2 separate regions of the Homo sapiens genome follow, and region 1 is linked to region 2. Evidence: chromatin contacts called from ENCODE Hi-C or POLR2A ChIA-PET data. All regions are on one chromosome and are shown on one strand. The core of a region is the stretch at or near the end of the contact, and the rest is flanking DNA. Distances in the headings are between cores, read along the strand shown.

What was found. A loop is a pair of places that touch in the nucleus more often than their neighbours do. ChIA-PET counts read pairs that join two places held with the same protein, here RNA polymerase II (POLR2A). Pooled maps may share reads with other maps.
Region 1: a map of A673 shows a loop between it and region 2 (2.5-fold over the local background). The contact joins two enhancer-like sites. A Hi-C loop is called at or near these places in 1 of 168 maps with a recorded cell type or tissue (A673) and 3 of 50 pooled maps. POLR2A ChIA-PET finds 5 or more read pairs at or near these places in 5 of 52 experiments (GM12878, HEK293, K562 and 2 more).

Annotation. Positions count from the first base shown.
Region 1 is chr1:162,820,626-162,824,823 of GRCh38, reverse strand. No RefSeq gene overlaps it. Among named protein-coding and RNA genes, the nearest start is that of HSD17B7, 32 kb to the right of the region's middle. RefSeq lists an enhancer at 1,634-2,239. Within about 2 kb of position 2,248, at least 2 of the 41 ENCODE cell types and tissues checked have a DNase peak (open chromatin) inside an H3K27ac peak, as active enhancers do.
Region 2 is chr1:162,610,690-162,615,216 of GRCh38, reverse strand. No RefSeq gene overlaps it. Among named protein-coding and RNA genes, the nearest start is that of DDR2, 20 kb to the left of the region's middle. Within about 2 kb of position 1,401, at least 12 of the 41 ENCODE cell types and tissues checked have a DNase peak (open chromatin) inside an H3K27ac peak, as active enhancers do.

The DNA of each region.
Region 1 (4,198 bases), core at 999-3,498, 210 kb before region 2:
GCAGAAGGATAGGTCAATGCCACCGGGAGGGCAGTTCAGACACAGAATGTGCATTATCTGGATGGCATCAGGTAGAGGCATTTCTCTCTGGTTCAGAAAACTGATTTTGACTGCTTTGGTTCCAAGCAGGAGCCCAAGGAAAGATTTTTTAAAGCCTTAAAAATCTTTTTTTTTTTTAAAAAAAAGGTAAAGGAAAGAGGGAACTCACACTCTAATAGCCGCTTACTTAGTGTACTGTCAACAATGAGAGCTGTACTTTTCCATTGCTCATTGCTCTATTGAGATTATTCTGAGGCACGTTATCATCCTGAATTTACTATGCAACTGATATCTAAGGGTGATTACAAACCATCCATAGCAAGTGTTAAAGACAGCATCTTTATCAACCATTTTAATACAATTTTTATTTTCTCAAGCAGTTTGCAAGTTCCTCATGGGCATATACAATGCCATGAGTAAGTTTAATCATCACAGCTAGGGGCAAACAGCAAACGTTTTCTGCATGAATAAATGAATGAATTCATTGTTCATTAGCCAGTCAGTCTGAGAACATAACTAATGTAAAAAGGAGCATTCAGTGTAATTAAGTGTTTATTTGGCTTTGCGATTTTTTTTTCCTTGAACAAATTAGGACTTTAGAAAGAAGAATGGAGGACATACAAATAGAGGCCAGGAAGGAGAAAGTAGGAAAAGTAGGATACCTGAGGATACAGGAGGTCAAAGGAAGACAGGTCTTCAGAAGAAAGCCTTCAAAGGAAGCAAACAGGACTGTGTATTAAAAAGATGATAACCATGACCTGCCACTGAATATATCCTCTCTGTCTCCCTGTAATTGTCACAAGGTGACAAATGGCTCAAGAATGCTCTAAAGCTCACTCTGAAACATGTCCTTAAGCAGCTGTGCCTGTAAGCACAGAGCCAAACACCTTCACTGTGTATCTTCCTTCACTGAGAAAAAATAAGCCTTACCTTATTTTTATGTACATTCAGAGAGAGAGAGAGAGAGAGAGAGAATGCCCATGTTGTGAACTGTACAATTTGGTAGTTATGAGTACAGAAGCTAGAGCTAGACTGGGTACATTTGAATCCTGACTCTATCGCTCACTAGCTCTGTACCTTGGGCAAGATAACTAATCCCTTTATCTTATCTGTAAAATGAGGATAATAATGGTGCCTAGCCTACAGCATGAAAATTACATGAAAAAAATATATAATGCACTTAGAACGGTGCCTGGAAATTGGTTAGTACTATTTAGTTGTTTAATATAATTTTATAACAAGAATCTATCTTGATCGTGTGCACTGTTTCGGCACTGGTGGGTGGAAGACAGTCTGGGGGTTGTTTAGGAGCATGAGAAGGGAAGTGGTGATTCACTGGATGTGGCAGAGGTGTCCTCAAGCACCTAAACATCAATTTTGATTAACAGGAAATGTAAGTAAATATGCTAAACACTGAGTCATTTTAATTGAAACTTTTAATCTAGTACTAGCATCTACCATAAATTCAGATTTCAAAAGCAGCAAAATGGATTGGTTAATGTCTATAGCCACTTTTTTTTTATGCCCTGCACTGGCAATGCAAATAAGTAAAACAGCCAGAAGCAGAAAGGGCCTACAAGATGAGCCACTGAAGGGTCTGTATGTTCTTTCCATATTCAACAGGTAAATGATTCTTCCCTCCAATGCTTAGTCATTGGAGGGAAGCTGTAAGGGGTGCAACATCCAATGAAGCTCTGCCAGTCCTTGTTCTACTTGTTAATTAAACCTAATTGAGAGAAGCTCTACATCATGAAACAACTGGAAACCGATACATGACCACGTGAGTTAGGACCCCAGGCTCTGAGCCGAGTTGGGGATGGTCGGCTGCTCTCTCCCGCCGCACCTGGAGGATTACTAGGATCCATCTGAAGGCAGAGCTCAGGTCCCTGGAGCCACGCCTGATTCAACTGCAAATTCCCTGAGCTCCCCGAGCTGGGCGCTGTTGGGAGGTGGCTGGTGGCGAGCCAAATGCGTCTCTGCCCAGCTAGGGGATGCAGTCACGGGGCGTCAGAGTTGTGAGTTCCCCACCCAGTCCGGTGGGGTCCACGGGGAGGCGTTCACCTGCTCACTCCGTAACCAAAACCACCTTCCTCATCATCAGCGTGATAAGCACGAAAACCGAGCACGCAAGCAACAGAGACCACAGCAGTTTCCCAGTTTATTTCTATCCGAGACTGACCCAGCGGCTCCACCCACGGCTCAGCCGTCGCCCCCTAGTACCGCACCGGAGCACCCAGGGATGCCAGCCTCCCGGGCCCAGCCCAGCGCCGCCCGCGCCAGTCCCGCCCGGCGGCCGCAGTGAGGGGGCCTCTGCTGGCCGCGAGGCGCGTGGGGACAGAGCCCACCACCTGTCGTCCTAGACTCCACACCGGTCCACAGCGTTCCCCCATCCCTTTCGCACATCTTCCACCACAGGCTGGAGCTGCTTCACAGTGTTTTGCTAGAGGCTAAAATTTTCTATAATTATTCCATTTGTTCTTTCGCCTCATTTTAAATGCAAAAATCGAGGCACTGGCGACAAGAGCAAGGCTCCGTCTCAAAAAAAAAAAAAAAAAAAAAGAATCGAGGCACTGTGTCATTTTTTATGTTCACATTCCAGTCATTCATCTCCTTTTCTTTCCCTCCTTTGCCATTACATTCCTAATTGCAGTCACCTATTAAAAGCAAAACAAAAAACTCTTCATGTCTTAGTTTCTTTGTTTACAGGCTGAAGCAGAAAATAACCTGGATTTTGATAAGGAATTGTATGTACTATCACAATATGTATTTTTATGGTGTAGAAAAGGTCATCCACTTCAACTGCCTCTACTTAAAACCGAACCCTCTATAAAAGATTTCAGTCGATTTCTCTCTCCCTTTTTTTCTACTTCTCAGAACCATCTTTCCAAACACCCACCATGGAGGAGGTGGCAACTTCCAAGGAGGAGGCCTGGAGACAGAACTAAATCTAAACCAACCACTTACTACCTAGAGACTTTTTTTTCTTTCTGAATAATAATTGAAAATAAAATATGTAAACTAAAAATTCAGTACAAGAAAAATGCAGTGAAAAGCCCATGTAGTATTCCTCTTGGCTACTTTGCCTTTACAGTGCAACTGTCACTGTCACAAAGCCCAAGTCTCTGATAGGGTCTTTCAGAGATTCTGTGTGTATGTATGTATATGTGTTGTGTGTATGTGTGTATAATACAAATGAAAACAAAAATCTATAAAGTTTACAGCATCTTGTTTTTATGCACTTAATCCACAATCCATATATATCACTTCATTTTTAAAACTTCACTCTTTTTAGTAATTGTATTTATTTTAATATTTTTTATTACATTTTATGAATATGACATAATTATCCAGTACCCCAGAGGCTAGAGGAATATGTTTCAGTTCTTTCTACTCTTTTGCTGTTACAGGAAAAAAAAAATGCTGCAATGAATTGTTCTTGTGCAGATCTAAAATCCTTTACCCACAATTCTAAAGTCCAAACAGCTAAGAAAATTTAGTCTTTTCAAATTTTTGGCACACTCGTTTGGCAGCTGAACTATAGCTGTACTGATGTGAGGCTATTTATCATCTTTACTTCTACTACTTAATGTGAATTCATGTATCTTTTTTGCTAACATATAGCTAGGTTTGATTGCAGGTTGTTATCCCAGGTCCCAGTAGAATTATTGCAAAACATACTGTATTGTATGCACCAACTTACCTTTCTAAACTCCAAGCAATTTTAAATTCTAAAGCACGGTTAGTACACATTTTGCATAAGTGATGGCAGTCCTGTATAAATATCTTTAGGTATATTAATGAGTTGTATCTTTAGGATAAATTTCAAAATGTAGAATTATTAAAGGTATATGCATTTAAAATTTTGGTATTGTCAAATTGCTTTTCAAAGGAATTAACAATTTACATCACAAACAATATGAAATGAAAGTGCCTGTTCTTTCACACCCTGAACAAAACTTTTTGGTGTTTGATAATATGATAAGCAAAAAGGTGATAACTCATGTGCTTTTAATTTGATTTCATTTTACTATGGGTGAGATTAAAATTTACTATTGATTTGTGCACATTATTTAAATAGTGGGTTAATTATCCAATTGGCTTCTATGTTACAAATATTTTCCCAGCTTATTTGAATTTTGATTTTTATTTGTGATAATTT
Region 2 (4,527 bases), core at 152-2,651:
TACAACAACCAAAAGCAACAGAATGAGTCTGAAAATGGCAGCATGAGAAGGATTCAATACCCTATTACTGGTTCTGAGATGTAGGCGCCATCTGCAAGGACCAGAGAGCGGCGTGGGGGAGCTACGGACAGCCCCAACTAACAGCCAACAAGGAAACAGGAGCCTCAGTCCCACAACCCCATGGAACTCCATGCTGCCACCTGAATCAGCGAAAAAAAAAAAAAACGGATTCTTCCTTCCCTAGAGCCTATGGGAAGAAACTCAGCCCTGACAACAACCTGATTTTAGCCTGATGGGACCTGTACCAGACTTCTGACCTGCAAAAATATAAGATAATTAAGTTTGTGTAGTTTAAACCACTAAGTTTGTGGTAATTTGTTATGGCAGCAATAAAAAAAAACTAAGACAACTGGCAAAAGTATAAATTAGTAAAATTCCCTAGCAATGCAAAAAAAAACAGTAATCAGAGCTTTAAGAATATTTATATTCTTTGACCAAATAATTCTATGTCTGGGAATCCATACTCAGGAAATACTTATAAATATGGAAAGCCTCTTATTAAAAAATATTTGTCACAGCATTATTTATATTATCAAAAAGCTGGAAGAAAAAAATTAATGTTCAACACTAAGTAAAAGGTTAACAAATCCACCTGAATAAACATGATTCAGCAAATAAAAAGTAGACTTATAAATATTAATTACACAATATGAGGAAATGTTTTTGCTATACTGTTAACTATTTAAACACTTTTTTTTTTTTTTTTTGAGACAGAGTTTCGCTTTTGTTGCCCAGGCTGGAGTGCAATGGCGCGATCTCAGCTCACCGCAACCTCCGCCTCCCGGGTTCAAGTGATTCTCCTGCCTCAGCCTCCCGAGTAGCTGGGATTACAGGCATGTGCCACCACCCCGGCTAATTTTGTATTTTTAGTAGAGACGGGGTTTCTCCATGTTGGTCAGGCTGGTCTTGAACTGCCGACCTCAGGTGATCTGCCCCCCTCTGCCTCCCAAAGTGCTGGGATTACAGGCGTGAGCCACCGCGCCCGGCTATTTATGCACTCTTTAAGGTACATAGAAAAGAAATACCTAAGAGAAAAATACACAGAAACAATAGCAGCTGCATTCGAAAAGAGGTCATTTTAAATATGCTATTTCTCTGCATTTCCAAGTTTCTATTAATGAACCTGGGTGCCCTTCATCTGCTGGTAGGACACAGAGGATCGAGGTATGGATGATGTCAGCATTTCTCAGACGGTCAAGCAGGTGGGCTTTTACTCAACCCTGTGTAACTTGGACCTGGGCTAAACATTCTCCTAAGGCTGAGGCGCTAATACCTGAGCATTTGAAAATACTGCCCTCTACTGCACAGAAATAGCCTTGCGGGAAAGGCTACAAAAAACAGTTAAACATGCCCAGCCGGGACAAGGCCCCCAGGAAGGCAGCCGACTCACAGAAACTAGCCTATAATACACTCAGAAAATAAGTGAAAAATCAAGCTATAAAACCCGGCTTAAGCAAATACATTCTGCTCCATGGCTTCAGATATTAGCTCATCATTACCCTCAACTTATGCTTATGCAAGCCCCCCTGACAGCAGGGCAGATTAGGGTAGGACAGGCAGTGGGGCTGAGGGCTGCTGCCACATTCCAGAGGATTCCAGACAGCTCCAGAAACAAGACCCTGGAGTATCATTTTTGGAAGCCCAACCAAATTTGGTTACGAGGATAGAAGAGTGAGACAAAAATAGCTTGCTACTAATAAACGTTAACCAAAGAGTACTATGGGCCTTTAATTTGATCACTATTTGGATATTCTTGTCTCTGATTAAGAATACGCCAATAAGCAAAGCAGTTAGTCTTACAACTTTGTTATGCAGGGGTAGGGCTCTCAACTTCCACCTGCAACCCAAGACAGGAACCGTAGGTTGTGGTTTTCTGCTTCTCACCCCCTGGAAGCAAGTTATCAAGAGCACCATTTCATTGCCCAACAGCTCTGTAAATGGGACCGGATAGAATTTAGTGTCCTCAGGCCCTTTGCTCTACTGAGGCTGTCTGAGCAGTGCCAAATTCAGCCTGCCAAATGCACTGCCCTTCAGTATGTTACGAGAATATAATAAAGGGAAGGGAAAGAATGTGAGAAAAACTTTTCCACTGAAACAATTACACTCACCTAAGTATAGCCCAACTCTACTTTCAAATGTTGATTCATTATTCCCAGAACTGCTCTTTGCCATCCCCTGCAAACACAACCCCCCCATATACAAACACACACATACAAACATACACTTTCCTATAAATAAAGAGGAAATATACCCTAAGTCCAAGAACAATAATTGGCTTTGGGCTGGTGTTGCATAAGCTTATTGTGATTCTTCTTAATTCGCACTAGCTTGAGCATGACCCTGGCGACAGCCATCTGGCCCTGATCACCATCTGGCACTCTCTCTCTTTGTGCTTTTGACCCTTCCTCCTCGGATACCACAGGCTGAGCCGTCTCATACCAATGGGCCCTTTTCCCAAACTGCTAATTGTGAAATTCACTAAAAATATTTGCTCTCTCTTCATTCATAGTTATTTTCCATTGCTCCTCAATTCTGATAGCTTAAAAATTATAAACCCAACTATTTTATACCTTTACTCTTTCAAAAGCCATGGTTGGTATGTATAGCATTTTTCAGAATGTTGTTGGGATTAGAAGGTGTGGTGGGTAGCAGCATAGCATAGTATTAATTGCAACAATGGTAGTATTTTGCCATTACTTTCAATGGCAAAAACCACAATTACTTTTGCACCAGCCTAATAATTCAAAGCAGGGATCTCAGAGCCAGACAGACCTGGATTTTAATCCTCACTCACCATCCGCTAGTTATGAAGTCTTGAATAAGTTATTTAAACTCTCTCTTTAATCAATTAATTATTTTAAAATATATTTTCAAACTTCAAAATGCATATACTTTTTTCTTTTTAATTGAGGCATAACATTAAAAACAAATTTTAAGTGTTCAGCCTAATTTTTAGAAATGTATCTGTTGCCACAGCTGATAAAAATACAGATATATCCAGCACTCAGGAGGCTCCCTTGTGGTTCTCCCTCAATAGATACCCCTTCCATAGAACTTGACTCTTCTAGCCTTTTCCATCATAGATTAGTTTTGCCAATTCTTGATCATATATATGGAATAATGAAATGGATACTCTTTTGTGCCTGGCTTTTCTTCCAATATTATTGCTAGGCAAGATGCAAATTTTTTTTTCAAGATGGAGTCTCACTCTTACCCAGGCTGGAGTGCAGTGCCGCAATCTCTGCTCACTGCAACCTCCACTTCCCAGGTTCAAGTGATTCTCCTGCCTCAGCCTCTCGAGTAGCTGGAATTACAGGCATGCACCACCATGCCTGGCTAATTTTTTTGTATTTTTAGTAAAGATGGGGTTTCGCCATGTTGGCCAGACTGGTCTCGAACTCCTGACCTCAGGTAATCCACCAGCCTCGGCCTCCCAAAGTGCTGGGATTACAGGCGTGAACCACCGCACCTGGCTGCCAAATTTATATTTAACTTTTAAGGGACTGCCAAACTTCTTTTCAACATGGCTATGCCATTTTATCTTGGCACCAACAATCTGTGAGAGTTCTGTATCCTGGTCAACGCCTTGTATGATCAGTCCTTTTAATTCTACACATTTTAATAGATGTGTCAGGGTACCTCATCATCATGGTTTGCATTTCCATTTCCCTAATGACGTTTAGCATCTTTTTGTGTGCTCATTTGCTATCAGCTTACCTTCTTTATTGAAGTACCTATACAAATCTTCTATTTTTTTTTTTTTTTAATTTATTTATTTGAGACAGAGTCTCATTCTGTAGCCCAGGCTGGAGTGCAGTGGCACGATCTCAGCTCACTGCAACCTCTGCCTCCCAGGTCCAAGCAATTCTCCTGCCTCAGCCTCCCGAGTAGCTGGGACTACAGGCACATGCCACCACGTCAGGCTAATTTTTGTATTTTTTTAGTAGAGACAGGGTTTAACCATGTTAGCCAGCATGGTCTTGATCTCCTGACCTCGTGATCCACCCCCCTCGGCCTCCCAAAGTGCTGGGATTACAGGCATGAGCCACCACGCCCAGCCTCTTCTAGAAGTTTTATATAGTTTTAGGTTTTACATTTAGGTCTATGCTTTATTTCAAATTACTTTTTATATTTGGTGCAAGGTATGTATAAGTTTACTTTCTTGAAGATGGATATCTAATTGTTTCAGCACCGTTTGTTGAAAATACTATTTTTCTCCATTGAAATGTCTCTGCACCTTAGTTGAAAATGAATTGACAATATACTTATTTCTTCCTTTCCTTCCTTTCCCTCCCTTCCTCCCTCTTTTCCTTCCTTCCTTCTTCCTTTCTTTCCTTTCTTTTTCTTTTCTGAGATGGGGGGTCTCACTATGTTGACCAGGCTGATCTTGAATTCCCGGCTTCAAGTGATCCTCCTACCTCAGCTTCCCAAAATCTTGAGATTATAGGCGTGAGCCACCACGCCCGG